Regions from separate parts of the Homo sapiens genome. Here all the other regions are linked to region 2. The links are chromatin loops, found by intact Hi-C in ENCODE. Cell type or tissue: dorsolateral prefrontal cortex. All regions are shown on one strand.

Region 1 (8,000 bases), 51 kb before region 2:
TTTTGACTGGCCTTAGAGGTGCCAACAAAGCAGGGACTCTCCATGGAGCTGTTTGTGCCAGGCACACTAAAATTATTACTGAGATAGACTTTTCTGGCCAGATTGTCTTGTTTTGTGGCTCCGGGGAAAAAAAAATACATAGAAAGTTATGAGTCAAGTATTTTTTTTTTTTTTTTTTGAGATGGAGCCTCTCTCTGTTGCCCAGGCTGGAGTGCAGTGGCGCAATCTTGACTCACTGCAACCTCTGCCTTCTGCATCCCGGGTTCAAGCGATTCTTTTGTCTCAGGCTTCCGAGTAGCTGGGACTACGCCCAGCTAATTTTTGTATTTTTTTTTTTTTTTTAGTAGAGATGGGGTTTCACCATATTGGTCAGGCTGGTCTCGAACTCCTGACTTCAGATCTGCCCATCTCGGTCCCCCAAAGTGCTGGGATTACAGGCATGAGCCACTGTACCCAGCTATGAATCAAGTTTTAATCTTTATCCCTCTTTGCACCCATACATTTGCCTTCAAATCCTGTATCAGAACCAAACCATTTGATGAGCAGTGGGAGTAAGGAAGTCTCAGACAAGGTATTTTCTCTGTGCCTTTTCTTTTTCAGGGGGCACAACATGCTTAATAACCCCATCTACAATGAGGACAGACATTGGTGAAAAATATGCTAAAGTCTGTGTAGAACTCTCCTTCAAAGGGAATTGCTATTGAAGAAGGGACTTGCGTGCTCCCTAGGCAGCAGGGAGCCGAGCAAGACCCATGGATGGCAGGGGGAGGATGGAAGGGACCCTCATCACCATCCACCATGGACTCTAAAGAGAAGACTCTTGGCTGGGGCTGCCCAGAGGAGCTGCATCACATTTCATCTTATTTTGGTTGATTCCAAGAGCCTGTGTGTTTTCCACAAATACTAATTCCTGCCTCGCAGAGTTAGCTGCTTCTTTCACCCTTGGAATCTTGACTATACCAAGCACATCTTGGAGCTGATACTTTCTCTGGGGTTATCCTGGACACACTTTCTATCTCCAGATTCACTAAAGCCAGGTCTTCCCTTCAGGGTCCCTAAGCTGGTTGGTTGGTTTTAGCCCTCACAGGAGGCTCACGTCCTGCTGACATTGGGACCAAGAACTTGCCTGACCCCTAGACCCACTCTTCTAGGGGTCTTTAAAAGGGAAGTATTGAAGGTAGATTTTTGGCATTTATTTAAATAATCTAATTCTTTTCCTCAAAGTTTTATCCCCTTTATTTCCCTGCTCTCCTTCAATCATATGAGCACAATCAACATCAAAGAAAGGAAAGAAAAAAGGAAGGAAGGAAGGAAGGAGAGACAGAGGGAAGAAGGGAGGGAGGGAGGGAAAGAGGAGAGATTTTAGCTTCTTTTTAGCATTTTGAATTCCAATTCCAACTTTCCACATCCTCTTTTATTATTATCACTACTACTCCTTCTATGACTACTAATACTATCATTGAGTAAGAGCCTTAGCCCCTAGATGTAAGTTTGCCTTCATAAACGAGCACAGCACAGTTCATTTGGGTTGTCATATAACCCAAATATAATATCCTCCCTCTGACTCCCGTCTGCCTAGCAAACTTCCATTCATTCTTGAGCTACCCGCTCACGTTTAGTCTTCTTGGCAAAGCTCTCTCTGACCACCATTTCCCTCCATAATATGACACATTCTCCCTTTCTACTTTCTTAGTTGCAGATGTACGTATTTGGTTATGCTGCACTCATCACAGTGCCCTGGTAGAGAGGAAAGTGATGGTTACTTAGGGGCTTGGGTTTCATAGTCAGCTATTTACCAACCATGTGACCTATAAGGAGTTATTCGTCCTTTTAGAGTCTCAGTTTTCTCAGCTGACACATGGGTATGACAATAACAGTATTCAACTCCTAGGGGTGCTGTGCACATTAAATGAAAGGAGGCATGTAAAGTGTCTGTATCCATTAAGCGTTCCTGAGGTTCTTATAACCTTATATTGCTTCCATTCATTTGATTATATGTCCGCATTGTTCACAAGAATGTGAGGATCTTGAGGGCAGGGGCTGTGTTCCATTTAGCTGGTATAATGCCAGCACCAAGAACAGAGCCTGGCATTTGGAGGCAGCTCCGCACATTTAATTTAAACTGAACTGAAACAGTGCAGAAGGCAGAGTTGAAGTCAGGTACCGGTGGGTGGGTGGTGTGTCCCCTGGGGCCATGAGGGATTGCAAACGCTGCTTACAGGTGAAAATCCCCGCCCTGAGCCTTCAGCAGACTCAGTACTACCTTGGCCCCCTCGAAGCAGTTATTTGTGCCTGGTCGCTGGAAGTTCCTTTCCAGGCAGCCCTGGTACCCACGAGGCGCCTGCACGGCGAGCCCCCAGCAGCTCCTCCGGTGAGGCCGCCCCTTTTCCCCAGCCCTTCCCTCTTCTCTCCTAGGCTCCTCCTCCGTGTACTCACGCTGACCTGGTAGGTTTAGTCTTTTGTGTGGTCCTGTATCAAAAGTTTAATTAGAAAATCGCGCCTGGGCTTTTTAATAGCCCGAGTTCCGGCCGTAAAAGCCCCGGACGTGCTCCCGCGCGCGCCGGCTCCTGGCAGGAGCGCACCAGCCGCTGCGGCGCGGGGACTCCCGCCCTGAATCTTATTTACATTCGGACTAACAATAGCTCTGGAACCTGGCTATAAATAATTTCTGGGGAAGGGTTGTCTAATTAAACGTGCAGCAGTAAGGAAAGTGCTTTAACCACAAGGCTGGTGTCCTGATGAACGTAATCACTGGATGGGGACAGCTTGGGAATCACATCCAGACGTCTCCCTGCGGAGGTGGAGAGATGCGGGGAAGAATACTCAGGGAGACTTTCCAATCCATATTTAATTGTGCAGTGTGTTCAACTCGTTAGAGGGCCTCTTTTTTTCCTTCCCTTTGCCCATACCCAGAGGTAGAAAGGATTTCAAAATGCAGTTTTGTGGGGCGGCCTCAGCCTCAGATTCCGGGGTGGGGGGGTAGTTGTCAGTGGCCTGTCAATGTCTAGAAATGATCCGAACACATAAAATGTATTAACTGATAAGTAGTGGCGCTTACAGGTGCTGAATTTAGAGACAAAGGTAAGGGTGATTCCAGTTGATTCCAGATCTTTCTCTGTCCCTGTCTATGGTATTTCCAGACTCTAGGCTCGCGGAGGGCAGGGGCTCTGTGTGCAGTGTGTTCTGCCCTTTGTAAGTAGGGAGCGGGGCAGCGCATCCACCACCCTGGAGGGCATGAAGAAAATGAAATGAGTCCTTCCTGCCTGGTGTCATTCATGGAGGGTCAGCCACGCCTGCTGGCATCTCAACGGTGGTTAGCAAATCCAGGGGGATGTAAGCCCAAGGCATCCATGCTCGTTTCTGCTTCATTAGAAACAGACAATGTAACATCAACCAGATGGAAAAGGACACAGGATGCAGGGTGCTTTCCCTTCTGTGTTCCTATTAATATGCTCCCGAGGACAGAAAGGGCGCCCTGGGAGGAAGAACAGCACACTGTCATACTGTGTGTGAGTAACACAGGATTCACATGTGTATACAGATTGACCTAGAAACATAGTAAGCACATGCATGTGTATGCAAACCTCGGGTGGGCAGATACCTACGTACATAGACATGCACGTCCTGGAGCTGCACTAAGGATGACATAGTTATATTGCTATGGTAACGTGCATGCTCTTGAAACCAAGGCAAACCAGTGGAAGGAGGGTGGGAAGCAGGAGCTGGGGAGGGTGTGGATCTGCAGAGGAGCCTGGGGCTGAACTGCGGCACAAACTCCTAACCAGCACTACTAACCAGTGCTTGTATCCTAGCCCTCCTCCCATACACGGAGATGAAAGAGCAAGAGTGGGGGCACCTGTGATTAATCGAATTCACCACTGGATGTCAACGTTGCTCCAGCCAGTTAGAAAACAAACAGCCATTCCAATAATCTTCTGCTGGTAACAAGGAAGTTTGATCCTTAGGCAGCAATCAGTTTATGGTATGAATGTACTGGGGAAGGGGAGGGTTAGACAACAACCTTCTGATAGAACCCCAAAGGGAAAATTATCAAATTCTAAATTTGTCATTTTTGCCCTTTAATCATAACCTCCACGTTTCCTCTAGCACCCCTTGCTCCCCATTCATTATTCTCCCTTAGTTAACACTTCCTAGTGGACCATCCAATATTTCCATTTAGTTTGCTCATTGCCTGCCTCTCCCCGATACACACACAAGAATACCAACTCCATGATGGCAAGGAATTCTGTTTTTGTTCCGTCGCACCCTCGATGCTTAAAACACTGCTTGGCAAAAAGTAGGTATTTGATAAACATTTGTTTTAAATAGATGCGTGTATAAGTAAATGAATTAATGAGATAATGAAATGTGGTCAATGAATAAAAATGGAGACAGATATTATTGCAATATGAATAGGAGTTTCTCTTTCTTCTCTGCAATAAGTATATATATTTATTTTTATACATGTATATACATATATTTCAGAGAAGAAATATATGTGTCCGGATGAGTGAGTGTGTATGTGTGTGTATATATATGGCTGGAGAAAGAGGTACAGAAGCAGTTGCCTAAACACCTGAAATATCAGGTTTGGAAGAGACTTGAAGCCAAGCCTTGGAGGGCTTTCTGAGTTGAGTTATATATAACTCTGCTTCTATCTTGTTTTGTGAACTTGGGAAGATAACTTAGCATTTCTGAACCTTAGCTTCTTCATCAATACAATGGCTTCATCATAATAATATTGGTCCAACCTACTCCTTAAAGATCCATGAGATCAAATGTTACAGCATTAATCCACAATGTATTTTGCCTTGACTAATATATACCATATCCTGCCCAAACCCTCTCACACATGCTGTAAACACCGAGATCCTACACAGACAGTGTTGGCAATGTAGATATTATAACCCTTTTCTGGATATGAACATGGAAATCATAAACATTTTCCAGGTATTTCACTTAATCCAAAGGTCTTAACTCTTAAGGTAAACTGCAGGGAAAACAGGGATCGGGAATCAACCTTGGGGTGGCCACATTTCCCACCCAGCAAATGAAGGCACTGGGAGAAGAGCCTTCCCTTCAGACGCCTCAGGTTTGTGGCTGTTTCTGTATCTTCTGTTTTAGGGCTGTGTTGAAGGCCTGGGCTGCCATGGCAGCAAGCTAGCAACCTGCCAGATTTATATGTTTAAGTTTTAATAAATAAATTAAATTAAGCAAAAATAGGTCTTCACCGTAGAGCCCTTTCAAATTATTTACTGTGCTGTCACTTTGGGCTCATTGATGCTCGTTAATATTTCAAATTTAATGATAAGCACCATTTATAAGCTAAATAAGACATTAGTTGCATTATACTGGCAGAAATGTACAAGGACACCGCTAATCTAAGGTGAAAATGCATTATTGAGTGGAATTTAATTAGTAGATTTTGTTCTATTAGGGGCTTGTATATTGCATTTATGAAAATGAATACAAATATGATCCAGGCAATCTTTCCAGTGAGAAAATGTCACTGATAATCTAACTTCACTCCTACTCTTTAAAGCAGATGCAAGATGAAAATTGATGTCCTGTTCTCTTGACAGTCAAAAGATTTTCTAGTTTGTGGTTCTAATAATAGCTAAATTATGGGGAGATGCCTTGTGTGACGCTTTGGCAGGTGTGAAGAAGTGTGTCCAGTGCGAATTGCTGTAGACATTTTTCTTATGGCAATCCTATGGGCAGTACATGTCAGAGAATTAGGTCAGAATTATGGTTTGCTTAGCGGGTCAAGTCTAATTTGTCTGCATTATCTGCTCTGATTCCTCTATGGGGCAATATGGCCTTAGGAGAAAAGGCAAGACTTGGAATCATATACCTGTGATTTCAATCATACTTTCATCATTTATAAGCTTTGTGCAATTTATTTTCTTAAAGTAAGTACATAAGCTACCACATTTTATGACTCCACCCAGTAATCCAGTGAGGTTAGTTACCATTATGAACTCTATTTTATAGATACAGGCAAGAGAGACTCGGAATGCTCGAGCTACTTGCTCTAGGTCACACAACTAAAATCTTCAGTTCTCTGCATTTTCCATTTTCTTATCTGATGATGGAGGTTTGCCATATATTTAAAAAGTGTATTCAATCAATATTAGTCTGGGCTCTCTGTTTCCTCCAGTTTCTTACTTTCTGGGGGCATCTTGGAAAGGACATAGAGGGCCAGTGACCGCAATTCTCATTTCTAGGTGACCAATGTAAAGTCTTTCCTGACCTCAGCTCTCTCATATGACAAATAGGAAAATAGAATGCCTACCTTTCCTACTGAAGTAGTTGTGAAAATCAGTTGGACAGCCATAGTGGGGTGTTGTACAAATGTAAAGTGTTAGTGTTATGAATATAGGCAATAATTCTTTTGATTCTGTGCTAAATTGCATTGACAGAAATGTTGAGAGAGGAGATGGCTGAGATTGACGCTATAGGAGCATTTCTTTGCAATGAGTTATAGATCGATGGTAAGTGCAGGCACTCTCTGAGTTACGCACAGCTAACTTATCAACATTCTGTGCACACAAAGGACTCGGTGCACGCCCTGTAGGCACCCACTAGGACAAGCTGTGCTTCAGATTCTGTGCCTCTGGAAAGCATCTTTCTGGAATGACCCCGCCTGCTTTCAGTCATGGTTATGGCACTGTAGCTGCTATGGATTGCTGTCTGAACCAAGCTTTCCTCTCCACTAGCTCCTATGTTCCTACGCAGGGTGGCATGCTCCTCTGCCTGAGTCTTGGGATTCAGTGAACTTCAGCCCTTCTAATCCACACATACCCTTGCATGATGTTGATCCTTCTGCCTTTCTTTTCTTGATATGACCTTGGTACACCAGGAAAATCATCCAAGGGTGATAAAATAAATGTATTTGTTAGGAATCTACCTAAGTTAATGATGCAGTGGAAGGCTTTATTTTCTTTGAAAACCAACCTCATATGGGTAAGAGATGTTTGATAGTTCAAATGTTTTTATTTTTTAAATGAATCTCAGGTGCACAGAATTGTATTATTTATAACCAGTGGCCCATGATACACTCTCAGTATTCTATGTTTGAGCCCCTTTTTATTTTTATTTAAAAAATAGTATCATAAGCAACCACAGATCCACACCTCCACCTCTGAACACACACACACACACACACACACACACACACACACACACACACACGCTCTAGGACCTTGGCATCAACCTGCATCTCCAGCGCATGGTCCTCCCCCATCCATCCTCCTTCCTGCCTCCTACCTTAGCCATCATTCAGAATTCCATGTGTATCTTATGCTTCCATTTTCATATAATTGCATCACATACATATGAGTCTCTAAAATTATTCTTTTAATTTTGGTATTTTTCATCTTCATAAATAGGACATGCATTTTTTATGTGTGATTTGGGGTTAGTTTTCACTTATTTATTTCCAAGATTATCCATAGTTTTGTGTGTTGCTGTAGTGCTGTGGTTCATTTGCGTTGGTGGAATAGATTATTCTAATTTATGAATATTCCTCAGTTGATTTATCCATTTTTATGTTGGTGACTAGGCTGAACCAATGATTTTTTCCTCTTGTGAACAGGGTTGCTATGAAAATATCTGCTGAGGAATGGATTCGCTGGGTCACAGAGTTTGGGAATGTTTAAATATGGAAGGTGTTGCCAAACTGCCTACCAGAGCAGCACCTTATCCTCTCACCAGCAATGTATGAAGATCCTGAACATTCGCAGCTTCTCCAATACTTAGTAATGCCCGGCATTTGAATTTTTGCCAATGGAGTTTGGGTAAAATGCAACGTTATTGTAGTCTTTAAAATCCACAGAATATTTCTTCCTATGTGTTTCCTCCTCCCTGCTATGCTTGTTCATTTATTTTGCCCATTTTTTGACTGTGTTGCTGTGCACTTCTCATTGACTTATTATTAGAAGTTCTTTAAATACTCTTGACATTAATTTTTGTCAGTTATATGAATAGCTCCATTTTCA
Region 2 (8,000 bases):
GTTACAATTGCCTGTAGTATTCAGTACAGTAGCATGCTGTACAGGCTTGCAGCCAAGGAGCAATAGGCTCTACCATACAGCCTAGGTGTGTAGTAGGCTGTGTCATCTAGGTTTATGGAAGTACACACTAGGATAGTCACACAATGACAAAATCTCCTAAAGACAGTTCTCAGATTGTATCCCCCTCCATAAGCAGCATATGACTATATATGTTTCACTATAGCTGATATAATTAGTGATAAGTATTCTCCCTTCTAGGTAAGATGCTCTAATTAAAAATTTTAGACCTACACATATATGTGGGCTAACCCTTTTAGAATGGGGAATGGGGCAGTATTTATTTGTGCTCCTTCTCTCAGAACTGAAAGCAAGTAGTATGCCTTTGTATCCTTCAGCAACTAAAGTAATAAACGATAAGAGCTTAATGCTTATTTTTGAATTAAATTTCATTTTGCCAATTGTGCAGAGCCCAGTCTAATTTAACAAAAGGCTCTGAGAGAAAATACAGTAGAGCAGATGCACATAGCAACCATTAAATTAGAATACAACGGGGAGGCTTCTGCCAGGGGAGCGGAGAGGGCCTCCCGAGGGGCCCAAGGGAAGCGGAGCTCTGGGGTTTAGAGCAGAAAGAGACAAATCCGAGACCAAAGAAAGGGGGAGGCTGGCTTCCAAAAGCACCCCAGTCACCTCCCAGCACCACTGCGGCGCCGCTTCCTGTGAGGGGTTTTAGGAGGATCAGTCCTACTACTTTTTAGGATCTGGTGTGTTTTTCCCAGCCCTTGCTTTTTACCACGATAAGGTGTAGGACAGGGACAATGTTGCATGCTGTGTTTTAAGGAGAAATTGAGATTTGCCACTTTGGGGACAGGCGTCCAGTGGAGGGGCACGGGCGTTTCCGAGGTGGGTCCTCGGAGGTGGGTGCACTCCACCTCTGCGCGGGCCCAGGACAGCGCGCCGTCAGGGCTGGACTTGGCTGGGCGGGGAGCCGTTCGCAGCGCGATGGACACGCACACCGGTGCCCCATCTGGCGTGGGCAGGGTAGTTCAGCTCTCCAGGGCGGGGTTTGTCAACTTCTGCGCTGGCATCGGCGAGGGAAGGTGCCAGTGTCAGTTTTCAGTTTGCTGCTTTCCCCAGAACTCCCTCTCCCGCCCTCCCCTCTCCCTCCCCGCTCCCCCCACCCCGCCCCTCTGTAGGGGAAGCCGCTGCGAGGGGCGCCGCGTTCTCTCCGCTGGCGCGGGTGTCGGGACGGAGCGAAGTGGGCGCGGTGCGGGCTCATCCCCGCAGGCATCCCCAGCCCGGTGGGCGCGGCGGAGGTTAAGGTGGGCGCCCGCCCGTCGGGATGAGCGCGCAGTCCGCGCCGCCCGCCAGCCCGCTCGCTCCGAGGCGGCACCGGGAGAAAGTGGCGGTCAGGGATGGAGCTGCTGCCATGACAACCCCGGCGGTCCGGGCCCGCGCGCGTCGGGGCTGCTCCCGGGAGGAAGGCGGCGCGGAGGCCGGGGGCGGCCGCTGAGCGTGGCGTCCGCGCGTCCCCGCGTCTCGTGCCGCGTCCCCGGAGGAGGCGGGGGCCGCCGTCCGCCCAGCTCCCCGTGCGCCCGGAGCCTGCGCCGGGCGGCGCTCCCCCGGCTGGCCGCGAGTCGCCGACCGGGCTGCAGAGGACGGCCACCGACCGGACGACCCTGGCTGCGCCGGCTGCGCGTCCCCGCCTTGGAACTTTTTGCCGCCTTGGGGTTCCAGATGCGAGACCTGGGGCTGGGGGACACGTACATCTGTCCATGTGTGTGATCTAATAAACCATTTCCTCCTCTCCTTGAAGCCGCAGCTTTTTATGACAGCTCCTGTATGTCAGAGACACTTGCCTTCTTCTTTGGGTTATAAACTTTTGATGCCAGAGCTCTGCAGAACGTGCCCAACTGAATCTTAAAGTAGCGTCTCGAAGAGAGAGGCAGAGAAAGCGCAATCTGTGACCTTCATCCCCGCACCTTGCTTCTTCCTCTCCCCTCCTGGCCGCCTCCCTCCTCCCCAGGGGAGCGTCAAGAAAGCTCTTTTTGGATGCAGGAGGGGGCATCTGGTTCTGCTAGGCTGGAAAGCTGAGGCAGGATCTGAGGAAGAATTCTCAGACTCCGGAGAGCCCGGACTCCTCTCTTCTCCTTCCCCCTGCTCCTGGCGAACTCTGCCCCTTCCCTCCTCCCCGCACCGCTTCCCGAGCCCGCTGGTGCGCGGGGCGGGGGACCAGGACTGTGCGGCTGCCGGAGTCCTGGGAAGTTGTGGCTGTCGAGAATGGGGGTCTGTGGGTACCTGTTCCTGCCCTGGAAGTGCCTCGTGGTCGTGTCTCTCAGGCTGCTGTTCCTTGTACCCACAGGAGTGCCCGTGCGCAGCGGAGATGCCACCTTCCCCAAAGCTATGGACAACGTGACGGTCCGGCAGGGGGAGAGCGCCACCCTCAGGTAGGGAGCTGTCCTTCCGCGGGGGCCGAGCCCCTGGGCTGTGGTCGCTGGGGAGAGGAGGGAAGAGGGGGCAGAAGGCTCCATGGGGGACCGGAACGCGAGTGGGCCTTGTGCAGGCCCGAGGGGCGCCCGCTTGCGTGCTGCCGTGCCGACTGCCGTGCCCCTGGACAGGTTTGTCCTGTGCTCCGGCTATGCTGGTCCAGGATCTTATGCGTGAACCTTGAAGTCCACGTGTGGGACTCCATGGTTCTTTGAAGCCACGACAGGCTAGATTCTCTCCTGCTTGGGCACCGTGATGAGAACATGAGTGCATGGGTTTGAAACACTGGGGGGCTAGCCTGAGCCCCTTGGATGGCTGTCACAGGCCAGAAGGTACATGATGAGGCAGGATCGTCCTCAGGACCACCAGGCTAGCCCTTATCAGAGATGCACCTCAAATGTGAGGCTGTGGAATTACCAGTGTCAGCCCACGGCCTGTTATGAGTCTCCTCAAGACCCAGCACTCGTGCCAAACCTGGTGTAGTGCTCCTAGGGTCCCTATTGTAAATTATGACAGCAGTTTTATTTTTGCAGACTGGGTCCAAGGAAAGGAAACATGTAGCTTTTATGCAACAACATCACTTCTGTGTGAAAAGCACAATAGGAGAGCTTTTTGTTTTACCTTAATGAGTTACAGAGAATCACTTGCATGCTCCAGGCAGAGAGGTGGAGAATCTTGGAATATGAACCTTTGGGGACTGGACTTGCTGCAGCAGATACTTTAATAAAAATGCAGCCACCACTTTCCACCAGCTCAGCAGATATCATCTTTTATCCCTTTAATGAGGCAGTTCTGGTCCTAGGAGACAGATTCAGGGACGTCCCAGCTTAACTATGTCTCACAATGTACACAGGGCGAATGCATTTGCCCTGCCTATGACTTTGATGGTTATGGTGACAATAAAACATCCTGACCCAGATTCTGCAGCCAAAATGCCTGGCTTCCCCTAGGACAGTGTGACGGTGGGGGTTCTTCCTGTTCCTCCCTTGGCTTTTCTGGTGGAACCTTTCCTGCATCTAGACAAGCCTCTCCCTGGAGGAGGAAAGACCTGTCTCTGGGACACCAGAATTCTTTTTCTAAGCCCAAGGGTGAAGATTGGATTCTGCCACTTTGGGTGATACTTAGCTGGATCTTCTTTTTAGTTAGAGAACAGGTCCCAGAATCCTGTGTGCTGTTTCTCAGAAGCCCAAAGCAAATGGAGAAAAAAGGAGAATAGAGAGGCCCTTCCTGGAGATGTGAAGGAAAAGTCCTCCTGGCCATGTGGGTACCACTCAGCCTGCCCCAGACTAGAATGTAATATCCCTACTTCATTGCTTCAAAGAAGGTCCCATGAGGAATCAGGGAACATTTCCCAATACGCATTTGCAGTGAGCTAGTTGGCTTAAAGATATAAGCAGCACACGGGTTATAATACATGTTAACCAAGAAAATGTCAGTAAATATTACCAGTGTTCAGGGATGTTGATGCTGCCACACACCTCTTTACCATCTAATGTGCCACTGGGGGCAAAGAGGTCTAGCATTGAATAGGATCTCAGTCGTGAATTTTCCAGAATCCTCTGTCCTCTTCCTGTCCCTCAAAATTAAACCAGAAACTTCAAAACTTGAGCTTTCTGCTTTCTGAGATGCAGTAAGACTATTCCACCAGCAGAGGGCCAGCTTCCATCTACCAATTTTTTATTAGCTGTTGGCCTGTTTTCATGATCTTCAATTCTAATGTTGAGCAGCTGGGCTTGGGAATGGGAATGGGAATAAAAAAAGAAAAGCTGAATAGTTGCTTTTTGTTCTTTGCAGAAAAAAAGAACAACTTACATGTTCTAGCATAACTGTTATCTGTTATCTGATTGCATGGCGTAATTTTTTTTTTTTAAGTAAGCACATGTATCATGTTGATTTTGCGTCTCTTCTATACATTTACCCCAGAATAGGGAAATTCAGCACGTTATCTACATTTTAATCTCTTTAAATCCTCATTCTCTTAGCTCATGTCATCTTCTCTTTTATTATTTTCTTCCTTCATTTTTATCAGATGCTCCCATAATGTATACTTTCGTCTATTACTCATTATTTTCTTTCTTTTTTGTCTTTATCACTTAAGTCTTCTTATTCCTTGATTTTTTAAGGTTTTGATTTCACTGCTACCACAGTGTTTCCTAAAAGAAAATAAACATCTTCTGCAAATTTCTGTGTGTCCCCATCTCTCTCCTTTTGTTTTCACTCTTTTGCTGTATTGGTGAAGAGTTCTGTTCCCATCTTAACAAACAACTGATTTGTCAGTACTCTGAGGGAGAGTCCATGTTTTCAGTTTCTAGAAGCCCATGGCTTCAACCCCAGATAAATATACCATGTTTTATTTGGTGGTGTTTTTTGCTGTATAAGCTGTAATTCTTAAGTGTGGTTTCTTACTCTTTTGCCTCCTTAAAGACATTCATTAGGGATTCATTACCTGGGAACTGAGTGTTCCAAGCGCATCACATGTTTAGATTGCACCAAAAAACACTGAATGATACCCATGCCCATCACACGAAAGCTCTTTTAATGTGGTTGTCCTGGGTCAAACTATCTCGAATCTGTTTCTAAATCTTGAATGAAGTCCCATAAGGAGGCCAGAGACCTACTAGGAAAAGCAAAGGAGTCACGAAACCTGGGCCTGCCTTTCACTTTCCCAGTGAAAAACTGCACAGCTCAGAGAAGAGTGATTTTCCTCCTTTGGGATATCAGTTTTGTTGTGACAGGTCTTTGATTGCTCTGAGGGACATTAGGAAGTGCTGTGCCAAAGAAGACACTGAAGCTTTGAACGTGGATGAAACTCGTTTTCTGTAAGTGAGGCAATATTATCCTCCTCATAACTACTTCATAGGGTTACTTGAAAAGCAAAAATAATTATTTGAATATTGAGTTATTTTGCCCTCTTGGAAGAGAGATGATATGGAAAATGAAGGTGCTCTTCACTATGGTTGAATTATAGCTTCCATGAATCTGATTTGAATTCATTATTACAAATGGGCCCTCTTGGCCAGAATCACTTCATTACAATTATCTGCTGTTGGGTTGAAAATGTTCTGTGGCTCTGCATTAGATTAGATATGACAAGAATCCAGAAGTCATGTGTCTGAATCAATGCCCACATCAGGAAAGGAGCCCAGGATGTTCAGTGTGGTCAGCTGGTGTCTATTAAGCCATCTCAGCAGAATGGATGATGGCCAGTTGTGCTTTCTTCACAGGCCTCAATCTCCTCAAAGTTTGCTTGAGTTCTTCTGTGGGTCCACATCATCTGTGTACATGAACATTTTGAGGGGCTGCGGTGAGATGGAGGCAAGGTGGTGGTTGTAACTGTTCCACTCAACGGGAAAAGTTCCCACCAACATACTGGATTTTCTTTCTGGTTTGCTTTTGTTTTGGTGTTTTGTGTTTTTTATTTCAACAGCAGGATAATCAGTTTTGTTGATCCAGGCTTGCTGATCTGGGATTATGCTTAATGGCTCTTTTCTAAAATGTCCCTGCATTTTCATTTGGAGTTCTGAGCTAATCCATTCAAAACCAAGTATTTGAGGTTTAACTACTGCCAAGGAATAATCTGAGCAGTGGGGATTTTGCCAAAGCAACCTGGGCAGTAGAGTTTCCAAAGCTAAAGTTCTGTTGTTTGCCTGGGTGTGTTTCTGTACTTTGCACCTACCTTCAGCTCCTTCTTATGTAAATTAAAAGATTTTGAGTAGCCATTAGACTATTCAAAACAAATGCATTATTTTTCCATTTCAGTGTTTCAGTTGTCCAAGCTGAATAAGAACTGGGTAAATGCAAAGACTTTACTCCTAGTCTGGGAAGACAAAGACATTAAAAGACACTCAAGCAGGGACAGGTCCATAAAGGACCTCTCCAGTGGTGGCACTAACCTGGTTGGAGTTATCTGGGATGCTTTTTAGAAATTCCATTTCCAGTCTCCCAGATTGATGATGTCAAAATTCCTGGGTTTGGGGATGGACGTGGCCATTGAAAACATCTTTTCCAGTATTTCTAATGTGGAGCCAGGATTGAGAACACTGCTCTAAAGCCCTTTCTGGCCCTAGAGCCTCTGAGCAAGGCTTATCCAGCGTCCCTGCTTTCCAAGGAAGCATCTTCCCCATGGGTGCCTGCACCTCATGGGCAATGTTAATGCCCTAGAAAGCTCTGTGTCTGGGGGCCTAGGCACCTGGGGTTGATTCTTACTCTACCTCTCACTAACTCCACGGCCTTGAGCACTTTCAGTTGAATTGTGTACATACAGGAACAATATCTATTATAACTGGTCTGCATTATCAGAGGAAAGGAAGTATATGGGTTGTTCTGTGAGCCATAAAGCAACATATGTGTGCAAGTTATTACTGGTACTAAGTTGAACTCCTCAATAACAACTGACAATACTCACACATTTTTTTCAGTTTTGTCTGCTCCATCTCGTTCTTCCTCTATCCCCACACTTATACACAGCTTTAAAGTATATTTGTTTTTTCACAGTTCCACCCAGAATTCTTTCTGCTTGTCAAGAATTGCCCTCATGAGAGTTCCAGTAACTCTTGCTGCTAACACTGTTCTAACAGATCCACACTAGGACCTGTTATTTTTTCATGTGTGGTTATGGTTAGTCTGGGGGCTCCTGGAGCTTAGGAGCTGTGCTTTATGTGTTGACTATAGATACTGTGGTGGATACTAAAGATTACAACAAATAAGTATTGGTTTAATGCTTTAATCCATCTTAATGGGAAACAACCACTTCTAGTGTATTATTGCCTCTACAGCAATGAAACCCTTATATCTAAACAATTTTATTGTCTTCAAAATATGATCCTGGGATATTCAGGCACAGCAGTTGGTTAGCGGTCTTGGAGGCCTGAGGGACTTTTGGATTCCACTCAAATCACTTGCCAGAGGGGACAGTTGAATCCACCAATGATGGCAGTCTGATCCAAACTATGCAAAGTCTTCACTATCCCTGAGGTCAAGAAAACAAGCAGAGTGGCAGAGTGAAGAGCAGTAGTACTAGTGCTTTTTAGAAGCAGTAGAGGAGCACATTTGGAAAGCATACCTGTCTCTGCAGAGATTTGCCTTGTGGGCCCAAGGAGATACACAATGCAGGGAGGCAGCAAGAATGTTGGCATGTCCTGGGTTGGGTCATGGCTGCCGGATCTGGCAGGCCTGGGAGAGCAAGGCTGGCTTGAGTCCGTGACACTCTCTGACATCCCTGATTGGTGGGAATGTGTCTGCCTCCCCAGCACACACACACACACACACACACACACACACACACACACACCCCACACACGCCACACACACCACACACACACGACACACACACACTCCACACACACACACCACACACACCACACACCACACAGACACACATACACACACACTCTCTCTCTCTCTCTCTGTCCCCCTGTTTGAAGCAGGCTGTGGGAGAAGACGTTTTAAAGCATTAGAAATATATGTTCCCTGGCTTTCTGAACCTTTCTGGAAAACTCAGCAGCTCTTATCTAAGC
Region 3 (8,000 bases), 660 kb after region 2:
AATTATATGAACACATGTTGATAAAGTTGTTTAACCTGTATCTATTACAAAGCTTAATTAAAATGGCATATATTATATAAACACACATATCACTTGGAGTTAAGAAGTTAAGTTAATGCCTATTAATAGGCATTCATAGATTGTAAGAAGATTTTGTGTAGATTATGTTTCTCTCTTAAACAGGCTAAATATTCAATTTATCACTTTACCTGTCCTAATGTTTTCTAAATCATCTTCCTCTTTCTACTCTTGACACAAAGGAAAAACTTATTCCAACTGAGTTGAAACATCCCACATTTTTAATTAATTAATCTGGTTGGAATTAATGATGTTTCACTGTTTGGGCAATGAGATATTTTTTGGAAAACATGAGCTTTTCAAGACACAAGCTACTCGGGGAGCGTATTTCTGTTCAGAGTTGTTGTAGACAAAAATCTGCTATTTGAGGAGGGGGCTGGGACTGTCATCTGAAAGCTCCTAATGATCAGCATTATACATCACAATAAAAAATGTGTCTTTGTGTAAACTTGGAAACCAGAACAATTTATAGCTATTTCAAGTTACCCACTGGCTTCCAGACACAAGCTATTCCCTAAAGAGCTCTAGCTCAGCTGCTCTGGTGACAAGAGAATTTCTGAGGAATATTTCATGAAGATTTTTAAAAATGTTTACAACAATGCAAATATTGATGTCTCAGCCCAGTCAATACGGCAATTTATTGTCCTTCAATGTAAACATTGAGCCAGGCTCCCTATTGGTCAATATCTACACTCAGGTAAATAAATCTTTATACTGACTTCAGCAGATGTCAATAGCTACTTATTCCAGATAAGTAAAAGTAAAAACAGGAAGCATTATTTATTTTTTGAGGTAAAATAGCAACTAGTTACATAAAGGCCTGGCAGCATTTCTGAAATATCAATACGTAGTTGCTTTTGGCAATGAAACATAACAATATGATAAGATGTGGGCTTAAAGCTCACAGGTTGAAAGTTTGGAAGCAGAAATTAATAAAAATAAATTTTATCTATGTTATTAATATCACAATACTTTTTTTGAGATTGAAAGCATTCCAAGATTTCTTGTTCTTTTTATCATGTGTGAAGTCAATTTTTGATAGTACTCATAACTGTGAGAATTCACAAGGCTATATTCCTGAACGCTTCCTAGATGATGCAATTAACCCTTATTCCAAATCTAAAAGAAGAATATGTCTGTGCTTGACCCATGTATGATGTGAAAGCTTACTGTCTGGTCATGCTTTGGGCTGCACATATTGTGCTTTGGAATCAAGCTTCAAGGACAATTTCTGGGCATCAGACTTCTGTATTTTTAGATATCTATTCTTACAGACTGGGGTTCTGTAAATGAAAGAAGGTTCTCCCACAGTCATTGGGCAGTGGGTGGACAAGGAACCCAATCATCTATTAAAATGATTTGAAGATGAACAAATGTTTCTGTGTATTTGCATCTGAATTGTGAAAAACATATACGTATATGCATATACTTGTATATATTGAACTCTTTCGGAGGCACACTGAGCTTTTGTGGGCACAGAATTGATTACCTAGACACTGTCAGATATTTACTTAAAAATAATAATATATTAAGAAAAGTATCAATGTTACTTCCCTGTGAGAAAACTCCTGAAACCTTCAGGCTTGTGATTATGCTCCACTAATTGGTGTGTGGACTCACTGGGCTAACAGAAAATTTAGCTAATCAAAACGCAGCCATGCTCTGAAGACCCACTGGTCACACCCAAGGTCATTCCTTTAAAGCTGTTAGAAGAATTTAGTTACTGAAGGAGTGATGCTCCATGTTGATGTGGCACTTTCAAAGCAGCATATGCCAAATAAAATTAAATGAACATTTATGCTCATTATAAAAATGTCTACAATGCAATGGGGGCTGGAAAAAGAAAATGAGGTTTTAAAAAAGATCAAAGCTGCTAATAGTGAGAGAATGTTATTTGCCTCAAGTGTGATTTTCCTCCAGAGGTTTCTTAGCCAATGACTGCCCTGTGGGCAATGACTGTTGAATCTGAGGAACAGCTAGCTATAGGTGGCTTTGAAATCTGGGGTGGGGTTTACAGAACCACAAACAAATGAAAGCTATCCCTACAATTCACAATAAGAAGACTATCAGAGGCCAGGGGTGGTGACTCAGGCCTGTAATCCCAGCGCTTTGGGAGGCCGAGGTGGGCAGATCACCTGAGGTCAGCCATTCCAGACCAGCCTGGCCAACATGGTGAAACCCTGTCTCTACTAAAAATACAAAAATCAGCTGGGTGTGGTGGCATGCACCTGTAATCCCAGTTACTTGGGAGGCTGAGACAGGAGAATCGCTTGAACCTGGGAGGTGGAGGTTGCAGTGAGCCAAGAACATGCCACTGCACTCCAGCCTGGGTGCCAGGGCGTGACTCCATCTCAAAAAAAAAAAAAAAAAAAAAAAAAAAAGAAGAGAGTATCAGGACAGTGTGGTGAGGCCAGGAGATGTCTCCAGTAGACTCGGAGGGTGCTGAGACTAAGTTCACCCGAAAACTAAAGAGCTGGTGCACCCTAGGCGAGCAAACTGCATGTTTCTGCTGGAGTGTCCTGTACTTTCACCATGTTACATTACTATTTCGGGTGGGGGATACTGATGTCAACACAGCCTTCAAGATAAATCCAAGGAACTTTGCTAGCAAACCTCAAATTTATTTTCTGGCATTAGGCAAACTAGTAAATCACAATCCCTGCCCTATATGTACAGAAGGATTTCTCTGATGACCTCGGTTGAGATCCATCAAGGGGAATTTTCTCTCATCAACTGTTTAACAACAATTACTGAGCACCAATGATAGTCCAGAGATGACTTAAAAATTCAACGCTGATGTTCTGAACATGTACCATGAGCTGGAGACAGACTATCAATGAAGTCCTGTTTACCATGGCGGTCTGTTTCAACAACAGTAACCGGCATATAGTAGGAGTTATTGGTCATTATTTGTTGAATGAATTAATAAATGGATGATTACTGAGGCAGTCCTCACCATTAAGAGATGGACAGCCCACAGAGAGTTCTGTGATACAATTATTATAACACGATGTGAATCTTTATATGGAAGGTATGCAAAGGAAATGCAGAGTGTTAAGTCCACAAATCTACAGAGATCTTGTGTGTGTTAATTTTGGTGGGTATGGGCATGTGTGTGGGTGGAGAAGGTGAGTTATTAGGGAAATATTAATAGAAGAGGTAGCACTTAAGCTGAGATTTTTAAAGGCTAAATATAAACAAAGGCCTGGAAGATCAATGGCGGAAAGGATTCCAGGCAGGTGGAATAGCCTGTGCAAAAAATCAGAGGCATGAAGACATATGGTTTTAAGTATTTATACATAATTGTTTGAGCCTGGGATTTAACGTGCAGTAGTGGAAGTTCTGGTGAGCATTAAGTGCGAACATGTGGGCTGGCATCTAAACATGACAAGCAAAAGGACTGTAGGATACTCCTGAGAATCTTGGATGATCATCTGCAAGATTGGAGCGAGAGTCACATGAACAGATCTCTGTGATAAACAGTGCCCTCTAGCAGCAGAATGGAGGAGGAAGCAGAGGCCAAGTCTAAAGACAAATGGATTCATGAGAGAAATAGCACAATGATTCCAGTAAGAGATAATATGTGCCTCAGGTAGGCAGTGGCTGTGGAAATGGACAGAATGTAATATATTAAAAGGAAATTTAGAAGAATTAATTGATGGGACTTGGATATTAATTGAAAAGATAGCTGGAATAAAAAGAAGGCATCTAAAATAACTTACAAGTCTCTGTTTGGGGCCAGCAGATAGCTGTGGTATTCTCTGTGATAAGCAGAACAGGAAGACTATCAGGGGCAGACAGAAGAAACACCATGTTGCATTCCATTTGGATGATCTAAGTTTAATGTGACTGTAAGATATTCAAAAGGGGACGTCTTGTGGATATTTGGATTTGGCTCTCAGGAGTGAAGACTGAGCTGTACAGATCTGCTTGTTACATGTTTATTGCAGCTACATATTGGTGTAAGTTATAGCTGCGGGGTTGAATGAAATACAAGGAGAGGAGCGTAGAGTGAACAAAGAAAGGATCTGTATCAGAGCCACCCTGGAGATTACTGACATTTAAGCAGTAAAGAGAGAGAGAGAGAGAGAGAGAGAGAGAGAGAGAGAGAGAAGCCCAAATGAAGGTTAAGAAAGACATTCCAAAGGAGGAGAACTGTAAAGCAGCATTACGAAGCTAAGACAGAATGTGTTTTCCAAAGATCTCTGGATGGTGTCTCCATACCACACTGACTTTGACAGTCCTCCCACTGAGAGGTGGAGAATATGACCCTGCACCCTTGCATTCCACTTGTGTCTCTTGTGTCTGGGTGGGGCTGCAATGTAGTTTCTGCCTGTGTTCTAGAAACCCAGCCACCTTGCTAGGAGGAAGCCCAAGCAAGGCTATGCACAAAGACTACTTGGAGAGGCCACGTGTAGGTGTTCTGGCTGACGGATTAGCAGAGATGGGTGAAGATGCCTCTAGATGACTCCAGCCCCCCTGCTGCCAACTCATCCCTAGCCTTCAGGTCTTTCCAACTGAGGCCCACAGACATCATGGAACAGAGATAGGTTGATCCCTCTGTGTCCAACACAAATCCCTGACCCAAAGTATCTGAGAGCATAATACAATGATTGGTTTACACAGCAAAGCTTGGGGGTGGTTTCTTACACAGCACTAGCTAAGTACAACAGAGGCCAAGCAAAGGAACAGAAATCCTCAATAAGTATTGGGTAGGCTGTAAAGGATGCAGAGTGTTGAACTAAGGTAAGGAAGAAGTGTCCATTGGACTTGGCAACCAGAAGGCCGATGTTGATGTGAATACCACAGTGATTAAGCGGTGACTGTGGCCCAAAGCAGACTTTCAAAGACTGTTTGATGATTCGTTAATACCAATTATTTTTCGAGTTCTCAATAAACTGTTATATAAAAGTAATTGGCAAATATGCTTTCAATTTCTTGGAACTCAGAAAGTAAGAGTCCTCAAACCAGAATTTACCCATTTCTCATTAAACAGTAGCACAGAGGATGGATTTTTAAATATATATATATATTTTAGCATGATAGAAATAGCACCAAGCTTTTACAATTACCAATATTGTAACAATCTCATTTTGGTTACTATTGTTATTTGTTGGAATATTTGAAAACAAATCCCAAATAATATACTATTTTCCCTAGACATATTTCAAAAATACCTCTAAAAGTAATGCTTTTGATATTACGTTATCAAATATAATTATGGCATCCAACAAAATTAAAAATAATCCCTTATACTGATTGGTTTCAATTCAAGTACGCCCAAATTCTTATTTTTTGAGAACCAACTCTGTGAGACATTGGGCTAGGAACTGAGAGATATATAAGGGAAAAGAAGAAAAGCAAATTAGAGGAAAATCTGCAAAGGTATCAAGTAGGTTTTTAGACATTGCAATGCCACCTTTCATCTCTTTTTATCCTCATCAATAGAGCCTTCTCCTACAATCCTTGGTCACCTGGTACCAGCACAATATATGCCTTGCTATTATCTCCTGTTTTGAAGCAACCTTTTCTTAGAAAAACATCCAGTCAAGGCAAAGTCATTAACTTGTAAGTAAGTCGATAAAATCAATTATAAATTAATAATGAGAAGATGAATGTTTTCCACCTTATATAAGAAACAAGGCAAAAATGTACACTCTTGCCACTTTCAGCCAACAGAAGTCTTACTAGGGCAATAAGACAGGAAACAGTAATAAAAGGGATTACAGATTAGAAAGGAAGAAGTAAAATTATCTTTATTCACCAATCACATGATTGCCCATGTAGAAACATAAGGAATTTACAAAGCACTGCTAGAAATAGAAGTGGATGTTGTGAAGTCACAAAATGCAAAATCAACATAAAAAAATCAGTTGTATTTCTATATACTAGCAACAACATAGTGGAATAGAATAAGCCAACTATCTGTCAGGAGTCCCTAAGACCACCCCTACACCTCGGATAGTCATAGGACTCAGCATAAAGTTGTACTCTTGGCCAAGACTTTTAACAATGGTAGAGTAAGACTTACTGCTGAATCGTAAGGGATAAAGGCACAGGTAGAGGCTGCAGGAACCCATATACAGGCTTCTCTATGCTCTTTCCCTCCCAAGAAGGGTCACACAGAGCACACTCTTCCCCCACAACAAAAATGCAGCACCATGTGGATGATGTTGCTGTCTAAGGAATCCCATTTGAGACTTAGCAGACAATGTTTTAATTGGAAGTGGTCACATAGCTACCTCCTGCCTAAGGTGCACCAAAATTCCAGATTTCTAGAAGGAAAGCAGGTGTCAGCATGAACCACAATTTTTGTGTGATCATTCTATGCACAGTAAGCCACTCTCCTCAGTTAAGGAGTATTTTTTATAAATTTAGGAAACTGTTTACCAGTTGAGTCTGAGACACCCCCCAAAAGCCAAGCTTGCAAGCAATCCTCTATAAATGACAGTAGTCTCAGGTCTGCTATACTAACTTTTATGATCCAAGAATCCCGTTATTGACTATATCTAAAGGAAATGAAATCAGCATGTCAAAGAGATATCTGCACTCTCATATTTATTACAGCATTATTCACAATAGACAAGATATGAAACCAACCTAAGTGACTAACGATGGATGAATAAAGAAAATGTGGTTATCTATACACAATGGAATACTATTCAGCCACACAAAAATAAAATCTGTCACTTCACTGCATTACATGAATGAACCTGGAGGGCAGCAGGTTAAGTGAAATAAGCCAGACACAGAATGACAAATACTGCATGATCTCACATATATGTAGAATCTAAAAAAAAAATTAAAAGTCAATATCACAGAAACAGTAGAACAGTCGTTATCAGAGACTAGCAAGGAGAAGCAGGAGGCGAGGATGGGGAGAAGTTGATCAATAGGTATAAAGTCACAATTAGACAAGAAAAATACATTCTGGTGTTTTAGTGCATTGCAGGGTGACTATGGTTAACAGTAAAATATTATATATTACAAAACAGCTAGAAGAGAGGCTTTTGAATGTTCTCACCACAAAGAAATGAAAAATACATGAGGCGATGGCTATACTAACTACCCTGATGGGATCATTATATAACATATATATATATATACACATATATATATACGTATATATACGTATATATATACATATATATATACATATATATATAAAACATCAAGTTGTACTTCATAAATATGCACAATTGTAATGTATCAGTTAAATCAATAAAAAATTAAAGAAACAAACACCAGTAAAAAACACAGTACTTTAAAAAGAATTGACTAACTTGCTCTGCAATATATGTGGAAAAGCGAAGTATGCAGAATGAGCAAAAAATGAAAAAAAATTCATTTCAAAAAATGAAAAAAAAGAGAAATCAAATTGGAGAATTCATACTATCTCATTAAGTCCTTACTAGAAAGTTACAATAATCAACACACTGTGGCATTGGCACAAGGATTGATATATACATTGATGGAAGAGAATAGTTAGTTCCCAAATACCCATACATATAAAGTCAATTGATTTTTGAAAAGTCACCAATATAATTCAGTGTTAAAAAGATAGTCCCTTCAATACACGTTCTAGGATGACTGGATATCTGAATCAGAAAAATGAAAAAATATCTCAATGCCTTCCTTACATCATATAAAAAATAACTGAAATGGATTGTACATCTAAACATAAAGGCTAAAACTATAAAACATCTTGAAGAGAACGTAGAACATCTTCATGACCTTAGGGTAGCCAAAGATCTTTAGACTTGCCATAAAACTATATATAAGTTTATCAAAAGATAACTTAAGAAAATGAAAATGTAACCCAAAAAATGAAATGAAATGTTTGCAATCCAAATATATCTGGCAAGGTGCTTGTATCCCAAATATATGATACTCATATAACTCAAAAATAACATAATGCATTT

What was found. Hi-C counts contacts between places; a loop is a spot of excess contacts. Peaks named below come from ENCODE experiments on the same cell type or tissue, not always from the same donor. Only the 100,000 strongest peaks of a DNase experiment are listed, where the experiment ranks them.
Region 1: it touches region 2 in a loop (11-fold over the local background); 6 of 110 quality-filtered maps call a loop at or near these places.
Region 3: it touches region 2 in a loop (8-fold over the local background); 12 of 110 quality-filtered maps call a loop at or near these places.

The regions. Positions count from the first base shown.
Region 1 is chr11:132,988,797-132,996,796 of GRCh38, reverse strand. The region is part of intron 1 of OPCML (opioid binding protein/cell adhesion molecule like); the gene reads left to right. Among named protein-coding and RNA genes, the nearest start is that of OPCML-IT1, 370 kb to the left of the region's middle. In dorsolateral prefrontal cortex, a CTCF peak has its summit at 3,885; a DNase peak (open chromatin) is centred at 3,785; H3K4me3 peaks cover 2,012 bases; H3K27ac peaks cover 2,214 bases; H3K27me3 peaks cover 1,662 bases.
Region 2 is chr11:132,937,370-132,945,369 of GRCh38, reverse strand. OPCML (opioid binding protein/cell adhesion molecule like) reads left to right here. Exons shown (of 8, transcript NM_001012393.5): 2 at 2,360-2,444. Among named protein-coding and RNA genes, the nearest start is that of OPCML-IT1, 420 kb to the left of the region's middle. In dorsolateral prefrontal cortex, CTCF peaks have their summits at 2,257, 2,461 and 4,128 (motif pointing right); DNase peaks (open chromatin) are centred at 1,049 and 4,134; H3K4me3 peaks cover 3,232 bases; H3K27ac peaks cover 4,141 bases.
Region 3 is chr11:132,274,935-132,282,934 of GRCh38, reverse strand. All of the region lies in intron 4 of NTM (neurotrimin), which reads right to left. Among named protein-coding and RNA genes, the nearest start is that of NTM-IT, 5.4 kb to the left of the region's middle. In dorsolateral prefrontal cortex, a CTCF peak has its summit at 3,591; no DNase peak of the experiment used is centred here.